Linked DNA regions of Mus musculus: region 2 is linked to region 1. The links are chromatin loops, found by intact Hi-C in ENCODE. Cell type or tissue: left cerebral cortex. All regions are shown on one strand. Each heading gives the region's core, and the rest is flanking DNA. Links, peaks and the distances in the headings are about the cores only.

Region 1 (5,851 bases), core at 354-5,353:
AGGCCTACCATAGTATTTGGCTCAAAAGTAGTAGGCATACAAGATAAATGTGTTTGGTAAGCCACATTGCCGGAACCTTCAGGTTCTCCCAGGATGCACCAAGTACAGACTTGGCGTGGGATTAGGGCTCCATGTCCCAGGCCCTGCCTTCTGTGTCTAGACGAGTACCGCCTTCAGGTCCTCCCACGGTGCTATTTAAACTTCTTATCCTGTGGACATCAGCTCAAGCTTAGGTTCCCTGGCATCTCACTTAGCTTTGCGGAATGTTTACGTTTCTCTGGTCTCATACCATCACAGCACTAGTTTATCAGCATTCATTGTTGTTGTTGTTATTATCTTGTGTCTTGAGTCTTTTCAGTGTATGAGCCTGTCTCTTTGTTTATCTGCTTGCAGAGCTAAGGTATCATTTGTCTTTCTTGGTGTAGCAAGGAATTTGGTTCTTGATCAGATGGGCTCTTAGAAAGCCATCCTTGATTTCCCTGGTATTTTCTTGGAGTGATGGAGTATCTGTTAACACCTGGAGGCCCCATAGTTTGTGTTTTTGGGGGACTCATTTGGGTTCTCTCACATTTTACTAGGAGCTCTGAATATCAGTACTCTGCTGAGCTTCCTAGCTTGGCAGTAATACTCTCAGCATATTGTCAACGACAGGAGGGCTAGGTGTCCCCAGGGACAAGAAGACTTCGTATTCGGTTCCCCCAGAATACATTTTCCCTTCTTCCGCCTCTCTCCAATCTGTATCTTTTTATGAGTTGTGACTATACTGCTTATCTGAATTCTATGGTCATTTTAAGGAATCACCAAACCCGACAGTTGTGGGAAGGGAAGGCAGATTTGTAGCCAACTAGTATGGGACTCCTGACCTATCTGTTGATGTCAGAAGTTGGGGCAGGTGGGGCCGACAAGAGGAACCTCCCTGTTCCTCCAGCTGGCTAACTCGTGGGGACCATAGGCTTCTTGGGACAGGGCTTTACGTATGATTACTCAATAAAGCTTGTATTGAATTGCCTTGTGTTTTGTTTTGAAGTATTACTAGTCTTTATTATGTATGTATACTTAAACATAGCTATTTCTGTTCTATTATACTTTGTTTTAAATGTAGCTGATTGCAACTTACTTTGTTGATTTCAAGATTTGGTCTTGGTTCATTGCTAGTGAAAATTGATTTGTGTTTTACATGCTTTCTTGCTGTTTAGTTACCTCAGCCATTCTGTCAGGACCATGAATCTGGTTCTCTCAGGGAATTCTGTACTGTCTTGCCAACCTTAGATGCAGGCACTGGGCATCCACTTTGGGAGTAGTCCACTCAATCTTTGGGCCAGAAATCTGTATCTGCCCATCTGCCACAGCTAATAACCTCTATATGTCTTCTCCCTCTCTTTTTAAGGTAACATTTGCCGGTCACCCATTGCAGAAGCAGTATTCAGGAAACTGGTAACTGATGAAAAGGTTTCAGATAATGTGAGTACCATTCAGTAGTGTGACGAGTCCAGACTGAATCCCTTTGGGCAGCAAGGTGCCAGAACACTTCTTTTCTCTCCTGCAGTGGAGGATAGACAGTGCGGCTACATCCACCTATGAAGTGGGGAACCCTCCTGACTATCGAGGGCAGAACTGCATGAGAAAACATGGCATCCACATGCAGCACATTGCACGGCAGGTACCGTACTGGAGCTTGACATATGTTTTGTGTTACAGTGGGCCATTGACAGCAGCGCCGTTTCCGACTGGAACGTGGGCCGGCCCCCAGACCCAAGAGCTGTCAGCTGCCTAAGAAATCATGGCATTAGCACAGCCCATAAGGCAAGACAGGTAGAAAAGATCTCGTTTAATTTCTACTACATAGAATCCCATTACTTGAGAGTCTGACCACCCTGTGTGTTGCAGCATGTATTTGGTTGGGGGCGACTGACTTGCTGCCTGTGTAGTTGTGGAAGATTTGGATGGCCTTGGGTAACGTGTTAAAGTACAGATAAAAGACATAAGCCATAGTGATACAATGTTTGCTGTGAGCCAGACTTGGCTGTGGTCTTCATTTTGTTACCATGTACAGACTCTCTGGCTAGACATTTCTGCTTATGCTACTAGTTTGTTAGTACACATGTCTTTTTCTACTTTAAAGTACCTTAAACATACAGCTCTAGTGCCTTGTTAACACTTGTCTGTCTGGAAGACTGGAATTAAAAACAAACCCTTTAGTTACAGACAAAGATAGTTTTGTATCCATATTACCAGAAGATGGCAGCCTGATGTATTTCTTTGAGTTCCTTATTGAAATTAAGTTGTTCTTTTATGTTGTTTTTAACAAACCGTTCTCAACTGTTGTTTTTTTTATTATTTTTTGGCTTTTTAGTTCCAAAGCACTAGTAAAGAATACTTTGTACGTCAGTGTCACATTTTCCTTATGTTCTTTCTCTTTACCAATTGCCACACTTTATGCAAATAACTATTTTAGTACAGTTCTTAACATGTTATTTTTCTAATCTTTCAACTTAGGTTGTAAATGGCATATGGTTAGGGTGCTAGCTCTTGAACTCAAAGCAATGTCTTGGGATAGGAACTTTTAGCATGGCCGACTGGAGAACCGCCCCTGCTGGTCAAGTGTGCTCACGTGTCCCCGTTTTCAGTGTCATCAGCTTCTCCATGGACTGAGTCCATCATCAAGGTTGCTTGGCCGCTTCTCCCCTCTTGTGCAGTGGTCCCTCCCAAAGTTTCACTGTGCGTTCTAACATTGTAGGAGTAGAATCATCTTGCTTGTGTTGTTGAGTCAGGGTCACACTGGCACTTGAGGCAGTCCTCGTGGTTCAGCCTCCTCAGGCTGGAATTGCAGGTCTGCCCCATGTCCCTGGCACAGCAGTGGAGTGCACGCACACGTAGCATCTTTTCCATGTCGCTGCTGAGGGTTACAGCAGTTTGCCCTGGGCAGGGTTAAGTGCTGTATTGTTCCTTTTGTACCTCTGCTGGACGTGTGGGTGGCTTCTGTTGTGAGAATCTGTGGGCAGTGGCACCCCAGATGGAGCCATCTAATGGGTTCATAGCCAGCATCTGTACCTATACCTCACCAAATGCACAGAGCATGTCTTCTTGTCTTTTAAGAAGTGTATGTGTCTATTGCATATGCCAGCAAGATTTTGCTGACAGAACCCTGACATAGCTCTCTCTTGTGAGGCTATGCCAGTGCCTGGCAAATACTAAAGTGGATGCTCACAGTCATTTATTAGATGGAACACAGGGCCCCCAATGAAGAAGCTAGAGAAAGTACCCAAGGAGCTGAAGGGGTCTGCAACCCTATAGGAGGAACAACAATATGAACTAACCAGTACCCCCAGAGCTTGTGTCTCTAGCTGCGTGGCAGAGGATGGCCTAGTAGGCCATCAATGGGAGGAGAGGCACCTGGTCTTGTGAAGATTATATGCCCCAAATACAGGGGAATGCCAGGGCCAGGAAGCGGGAGTGGGTGGGTTGGGGAGCAGCGAAGGGGGGGGGGGGAAGGTATAGGGAATTTTCGGGATAGCACTTAAAATGTAAATGAAGAAAATATCTAATTAAAAAAAAGAAGTGTGTGTAAAAAATTGATGGTATCTCTATTTTGTTTGGAAAATTGATCTGATTGATTGCTTTTGCTGATTTTTTTTTAATTTTTTTACCAATTTATTGACATTGATATTTATGTTTCCATACTTTAAAAAATTTTTTAAAATTCATTCATTTATTTATTTACACCCCACATTTTATTCCCCTCCTAGTCCACCCTTTGACTGTTCCACATCTCATACCTCCTCCCCGCCCTTCTGTCTCCATGAGGATGTCCCCATTCCCACCCCCTCACCCCACCTGACCTCTAAACTCCTGGGTCCTCCAGTCTCTTGGGGGTTATTTGCGTCATCCCTGATTGAACCTAGACCTGACAGTCCTCTGCTATATATGTGTTGGGGGCCTCAGATCAGCTGGTGTATGCTGCCAGGTTGGTGGTCTAGTGTTTGAGAGATCTCCAGGGTCTAGGTTAATTGAGACTGCTGGTCTTCCTACAGGGTTGCCCTCCTCCTCAGCTTCTTTCAGCTTTTCCCTAATTCAACTACTGGGGTCAACAGCTTCTGTCTCCATTGGTTGAGTGCAAATATCTGCATCTGACTCTTTCAGCTGCTTGTTGGGTCTTTCTGAGGGCAGTCATGCTAGGTTCCTTTTTGTGAACGCTCCATAGCCTCAGTAATAGTGTCAGACCTTGGGTCCTCCCCTTGAGCTGGATCCCACTTTGGGCCTGTTGCTGGACCTTCTTTTCCTCAGGCTCCTCTCCCTTTCCATCTCTGCAGTTCTTTCAGACGAGATTAATTATGGGTCAGAGATGTGTCTGTGGGATGGCAACTCCATCCCTCACTTGATGCCCTGTTTTTTGCTGGAGGTGGGCTCTACAAGTTCCCTCTCCCCTCTGTAGGGCATTTCATCTAAGGTCCCTCCCTTTGAATCCTTAGAGTCTCACCTCCCAGGTCTCTGGTACATTCTGGAGGATCCTGCAACCTCCTGTCTCCTGAGGTCCAAGGTTGCCTGTTTCCATTCTTTCTGCTGACCCTCAGGGCTTCAGTCCTTTTCCCCTCACCCAACACCACATCATGATTCCCCGCCCCCCATGTCCACTTTCCCTCTCAGTCCCTCCCTCTGCCCTTGTGATTGCTTTCTTCTCTCTCCCTAGTAGGACTGAGGTGTCCTCACTTGGGCCCTTCAGCTTGTTGACCTTTTTGAGTTCTGAGGACTGTATCTTGGTTATTCTGTACTTTTTTTTCTCTTCTTTTTTCTTTTGGCTAATATCCACTTATTAGTGAGTACGTACCATGCATGTCCTTTTGGGACTGAGTTACATCATTCAGGATAATATTTTCTAGTTCCATCCATTTGCTTGCAAAACTCATGATGTCCTCGTTCTTAATAGCTGAGTAGTTATCCCACTGGGTAAATGTGTAAATACGTTTTCTGTATCCATTCTTCTGTTGTGGGATATCTGGGTCGTTTCCAGCTTCTGGCTATCACAAATAAGGCTGCTATGAACATAGTGGAACACATGCCCCTGTGGCATGGTGGGGCATCTTTTGGGTATATTCCTAAGATTGGTATTGCTGGGTGTTAAGGTAGATCTATTACAGTTTCCTGAGGAACCTCCAAAAGTTTCCAGAACTTTTGACTTCCAGAGTGGTTGTACTAGTTTGCAATCCCACTAGCAATGGAGGAGTGTGATAATATCTCTTTTTTTTCTGGCTGTTGGTTTTCTCTCTGGTCTCCAGTTCATCAGCTTTGCTGTGGGAGACCAACGCATGCTTTTTGAACTGGGACTTGATGCTTTTTAACCAGTTTTTTGGAAATTAGGCTTTTTCTTTTTGTTTGTTTGGTTTTTTTTTGGAGAGGCAGCTTTCATATATATTGGACATAAAAATCTTTCTGTTCTTTCATTCCGCCGAGTTTAATTAGCATTATTTTCATGCCGCCTATGATGTGGGGCTGTTTGCTGGACAGTAGGTAACTTACCATTGGCAGGGAAGAAAAATTATCCCCTCACATACCCTCCCTCATTCTCACCAGAATTTTGAGGGCTCCATGTTTTGTAGAGAACAAAAGCTGTTGTGAATTTACAAGTGAACATATTCTTTGTATTTTAAGTAAGGTCTGCTAATGCCTTTCTGGGTCATTTCTGAGCCTGCTCTTTCCTCTTTTTTGGAGAACTGGGAATTACACCCTAGGTAGAGCCTGGTACGAGCTTATATTGCATGTGATCTGCTACTGAGCTGTTTCCCCAGCAGTATTTAGTTTTTATTTGGACAGTTTCACCCTAGCCTGAGCTAGCCTGAGCTAGCCTGAGCTAGCC
Region 2 (5,851 bases), core at 314-5,313, 100 kb before region 1:
ACCACTTGAAAACACAACTGAAGACATCCTGGTTCCTAGAAAAAGCACAGCTGCTCATCGCTGCTGTACCAACAGTCCCCCTCCCTTTGCAAAGCCCCCTTTAAACATCCTAATATATCTTTTAAAGGCAACAGAAGCATATCTGGAACTTCCACCAACGGGCATCTCTGACGACTGTGGATCCTCTCTCTCTCTATATATATGGGATTTGAGTATTCTGATGAAATAAAATCCCTGTGATATATAAATCTGCTGTTGTCCTCCTAAGTATTTTGGCTTTCCAAAATCATTTAACATAAAGGACTGGGGAATTGGAGAACATCCTTGAGTTTCTCTGATGCGGCTTTCTAGTCAGACTCTGTGGGTAGCAAAGAAAGCGAGTCCTGTTTTCACTTGTGCTAGGGCATCAAACTGATTTTTCTTATGCTATATGCATAGGAAGTTTTTGGAATTGACTGTGTTTCCTTTGCTGCCTTGGAAATCCCCATCTTACCAGCACATGCAAAAGGAATTACAGAATTTTCACACATCTAAAACAAGTGTTTTTTTTTTTAATTTTAACATACTGTCCCAATAAGTATGGGTGATGATGTTGAACACCACAGCAAACAGTTCAAAAGAGCTATGCAACATAAAGCTAAACTTCTAAGCCAATGCTTTAAATCTACGTTTACTGCACTCCCCCATCCCCAATGGAGGCTCAATAGTTGGATATTTAGCATTTCAGAATCATATGGCAAACACACTTATTAGTTTGAAGACAGGCAACTATTAAAGACTTAAGCTACATTCATGAGAAAAAGCCACGTGAACATATTGTCTGTGGTTCCTGTAGTGGAGGGTCACATCCATGAGGTCATCTTTACATACATGGGATGACTCATTGGAGCTGCTCTTGGGACCAAGATCCCTTATGGACAGTGCAGCAGACACAAAGTTTAGTTTGGTAATCTCCTGCAAGATCTTGGGAAGCTTAGATACAAGTTAGAAAGTTTCATGTTTTGTGACATAACATTCACACAACAGTCCTATACTCCCTCCCTGCTGATGCCACTGTCATAAGGTAGAGATCCCAAGAGAAGTTTCCTAATGGCCTCAGTACCAGAAAAACCCTTAAAGAGCAACACCTCAGCATCTCATAATGAAAAGTTAGTTTGCGGTTTAGAGACCAGACAAAGGAATATTTTCCAGTTGTAACGTTTTGTTATGTACCAGGACAAATGTAGCAAGTCGAAGATGCAATTGCAACATGCCTAGTTAGGTCTCCTCAGTTTTCTATGCTAACAAAGCATAAAATACAGTATCATTAAATTCTGAGTGCATCATGTAGGGGAACCCCATGACCTTGGAGTGAGATGGCTGCTCAGTTGTAACACCAGAAAGATTATTCATGAAACAAACAAAAGATCAGAATTCCTTAAAACTAAGAACTGGCCGGGCATGGTGGTGCACACCTTTAATCCCAGCACTTGGGAGGCAGAGGCAGGCAAATTTCTGAGTTCAAGGCCAACCTGGTCTACAGAGTGAGTTCCAGGACAACCAGGACTACAGAGAAACCTGGTCTCGAAAAAACCAAAACAAAAAACAAAAACAAAACAAAACAAAACAACCCGACAACAAAAACCAACAACAACAAAAACCTAAGAACTGTTTTTCAAAAGGCAGTGCTAAGAGAAAGAAAAGAAGCTATAGACATGTATAGACTGTGACATATATGAGTAAGTATGCTGTCCTCGGTAGGGGCACTACTGCTGTGAAAAACACCATGACCAAAAGCAAGTTGGGGAGGAAAAGGTTGACTTGGCTTACACTTCCGCATCACTGTTCATTATTGAAGGAAGTCAGGACAGGGACACAAACAGAGCAGCGGCCTGGACGGAGGAGCTGATGTAGAGGCTCTGGAAAGGTTCTCCCTACTGGCTTGTTCAGCTTTCATACAGAACCCAGGACCACCACCCACAGTGGGCTGTGCCTCTCTATCAATCACCAGTTAGGAAAATTCCCTACAGGCTTGCCAACAGCTCAGTCTTATGGAGGCATGACTTTAGCTTGTGCCAAGTTGACATGAAATTAGCCATCACAGATGCATATAGAATAAAGTCAAAATACAATGTATGAAAGAATTAATATAATATTTTAAGTCTTCAAAGAACGGGAGCCCACATACCACACAGTGTTCTACACTAAATGTGAGGGGTGCTTCTGTGACCTTCTGGGCTTTATCAGATCTAAATATGCCTACGGAAAGAACTAAATATAACATTCTTGTCTATTAACATCAAGGTAATAATTTTACAGACTATCAAATAAAAACTTACCACTAACAAGCCAACACTTTTTCAGAGATAAGAGGAAGCTTTATCATAGTAAGCGCCTGAAAAAAAAATGTATTCAAGAGAGGAAAAAGAACACATCCATCTATATATAACATCTATCCTGAACTTGCTCCAAATCATTTTGCAAACTCCTGGCTCAATAGTTTCAGAGGGGTGCAGCATGGCTAATTCATTAATATTCTGCCTTGTGGCTGAGTGTATGCTAAGACGCATCTTGAGATTCTGCCACCAGAGGGCGCCAGGAGACTACTAGGGAAACAGGACTAGGGAGGTCTGTGGGCCCTTGTGGATAGACTATTTCTGTACATAAAATATAATAAAACATGTTCTTATACTTTTTTACTGTGAAAGTAACATAAAAGTAACATAAAATGGTATAAAATAACAAGAAGTATATGTTTGAAACAAGCAGAAGCTAGTTTTTCTTCCATCACTGCAGAAAATCTGGGGTTCTAGTGCCTTAAGGAGCTTAGATGAGACTGCTTTGGCCCAATCTTTAGTGTTTTCTTAGCATTTAGTTTCTTCACATGAAATTCAAGAAGAAGGAAGAGCAAAGTGTGGATACTTTTCTCTTTCTTAGAATGGGGAACAAAATACCTATGGAAGGAGTTACAGAGACAAAGTTCGGAGCTGAAATGGAAGGAAAGACCATCCAGAGACTGCCCTACCCAGGGATCCATCCCATATACAACCATCAAACCCAGACACTATTGCATATATCAGCAAGATTTAGCTGACAGGATCCTGACATAGCTTTCTCTTGTGAGGCTATGCCAATGCCTGGCAAATACAGAAGTGGATGCTCACAGTCATCTATTGGATGGAACACAGGGCCCCTAATGAAGGAGCTAGAGAAAGTACCCAAGGAGCTAAAGGGGTCTACAACCCTATAGGAGGAACAATGATATGAACTAACCAGTACTCCTAGAGCTATGTCTCTAGTTGCATATGTAGCAGAGGATGGCCTAGTTGGCAATCAATGGGAGGAGAGGCCCTTGGTATTGCGAAGATCATATGCCCCAATACAGGGGAATGCCAGGGTCAGGAAGTGGGAGTGGGTGGATTGGGGAGCAGGGCAGGGGGAGGGTATAGGGGGATTTTGGGATAGCATTTGAAATGTAAATGAAGAAAATATCTAATAAAAATGACTTAATTAAAAAAATGCAGGACAGCATTGTGTGCCTAAGACTTGACTTGCCATTCAAAAGCCTTGAGGCAGGCATCTAAAACAGAGGGATTCATCGAAATCTTCTGACTGGAGATTCCATCCTCATGTCCTGTAACACGCTCCACTCATCAAATATGTAAATGGGAGAACCATAGCTGTGGAGCAGTGGACCGTGCCAGGAAACTTGGTAAGGTTGAGCAGGTTGGAAGCCCTGTAACCCAGAGGGGATGGTAGGAGCTTCACCTGCTTCTGACATGGCCCCTGTCATGTGACCACACTCGCTACATAGGAATGTGACCTGTGGTCATGTAGATCAGAAGGGAGTTCTCCATGCTAATGAGGCATCTAGAGTTTCCCAATAAGCTTCCCATCATGGGCATTCCTTCCAGCAAACGGTATTTATCTCTGGTCCACCCTGAGGAGGTGATAGGCACCCATTTTCCATGATGAACAGTCAGTAAACAGTTTGGAACCAAGGACTGTCTCTCTCATCAAGAACTGCCCTGGGGAGCATGGAGGAAGCCTTCACCTACAGAGCTGTGCCATCTAAGTCTTCCACAGAAGGACCCTCTGTGCTCTGGACTCACCACCGCTGAGCCAAACTGGAGTTTCCCATTCCCCCTGGCCCTGGGCTCATCCTCAGCCTGAGGCATCCTTCATTCTCGGCTCCTCTGAGACTTCCAGTGGCATGTGTATGTCCAAGAGTTTGGGAGGCCCGCTCATCCCAGGCCCGTGGACTTCGACCCTCTGACTCCTCCACATGGTTTCCAGTGGTGACTGGGCAGCTGGAAGTCAGGGAACCCCAACTTTGGCCTCCTACATCTTAGACTGTGTTTTCCCACCCAGAGTGGTGTATTGGTGCTTACTTTGCAACACTGGCACAGGGTAAATGCAGTCTAGCATCTCAGCATTTTACCTGCCCAGTGGTGTTCCCACACCCCAGCAGGAGATGGAACAACGCAGAACCACACAGAGCCAGAGCGTGCCTCTGGATAAATGAAATGGTCTAGAACAAGGTATCACTTATTAGTGTCGGAGAAACTGACTCTCAATGAAAGACCACTAAAGAATCGTTACTCTGACAACACATCGTCTCTCCTTATTAGATCATCCAATGTACACCAAGGATGACAAGTATAGGTGGGCGCTACAACCACAGGAAAGACCAAAGTTGAGAAGCAGATTCAATTATATATAAAAAAAACAAACTCTCTAGCCACAGGAGAAACAAGAAAGTCTTACATGATTATTCATTTAGTAGTATTGTCTGAGGTTTCAACCTTACAAATATATCACTTTGATACGTTCCTAACTATTAGGATCAACCATTGGATATTGGTTGGTACTCAAATATCAGTTATTTACATGTTCAACACATTATTTTGGTGAAAATAGGACACAGTTGATTCAAAACCTGTTAGAAAACAAGGAAGAAGTAAGATGTGGAAGGTTTTATAAGTACACAATAATGGAAGATTATTATGAACATTTTATTGAAGTCTGAAGTTTACCAAACCCAATCTCCTAAGCGAATCTGGAGATGGAGCTTTGGGAGAGACTCAAGGCACAGCAATGGAAATGGAGCAGAGCCAGCAATGATCTATAAACAGAAGTAAAAGAAGGAGCAAGTTAAATACAAAGCCACATGCCTAAGAGGTTAGACGTTGCAAGAACTAGTGGAATTAGAGGACATCATGTGAATAGACTCTCAGCTGACCCAAGGGAATGTCTGTGATACCAATTCCAAGAAGGAAAAACTTGAAATCTCTGAATGTGAGCAACCAAACCCTGCCTTGGAAGTAGCAACCCAGAAATCTACACAAATGCCCACATTTAGAGCCTGAGATGGATTTATACCTACACGCAGACACAGGTAGGAAACGGTTTACTTCTGTCAGATGTGTCTGAGGATTAAATCAGCAATTTTCACTTGCACACACATGTGGACACACACACACATGGACACATGCACATAAATTCACACATGCACATGTGGACACATGCATAGAGCCACATATTCACACATGCAAGCATGAACACACTCACACAGCCACACATTCACACACACACACAGCCACACATTCACACACACAGAGTCACACACACACACACACACACACACACACACACACACACACACACACAGTCACAACACACACACAGTCACACACACACATACACACACATACACACACACACATTCACACACACACACAGCCACACATTCACACACACATACACACACACACACAGCCACACATTCACACACACACAGCCATGCATTCACACACACACACACACACACACACACACACACACACACACACACACACACTGTTGTATACTT

The links. A loop is a pair of places that touch in the nucleus more often than their neighbours do. Peaks named below come from ENCODE experiments on the same cell type or tissue, not always from the same donor. Only the 100,000 strongest peaks of a DNase experiment are listed, where the experiment ranks them.
Region 2: it touches region 1 in a loop (2.0-fold over the local background); 3 of 42 quality-filtered maps call a loop at or near these places.

What each region holds. Positions count from the first base shown.
Region 1 is chr12:30,900,679-30,906,529 of GRCm38, reverse strand. It overlaps Acp1 (acid phosphatase 1, soluble), which reads left to right. Exons shown (of 6, transcript NM_021330.4): 2 at 1,388-1,461; 3 at 1,547-1,660. Among named protein-coding and RNA genes, the nearest start is that of Acp1, 8.0 kb to the left of the region's middle. In left cerebral cortex, for the core only: no CTCF peak of the experiment used is centred there; a DNase peak (open chromatin) is centred at 2,976.
Region 2 is chr12:31,001,924-31,007,774 of GRCm38, reverse strand. No RefSeq gene overlaps it. Among named protein-coding and RNA genes, the nearest start is that of Gm25408, 52 kb to the left of the region's middle. In left cerebral cortex, for the core only: a CTCF peak has its summit at 2,570 (motif pointing right); a DNase peak (open chromatin) is centred at 2,566.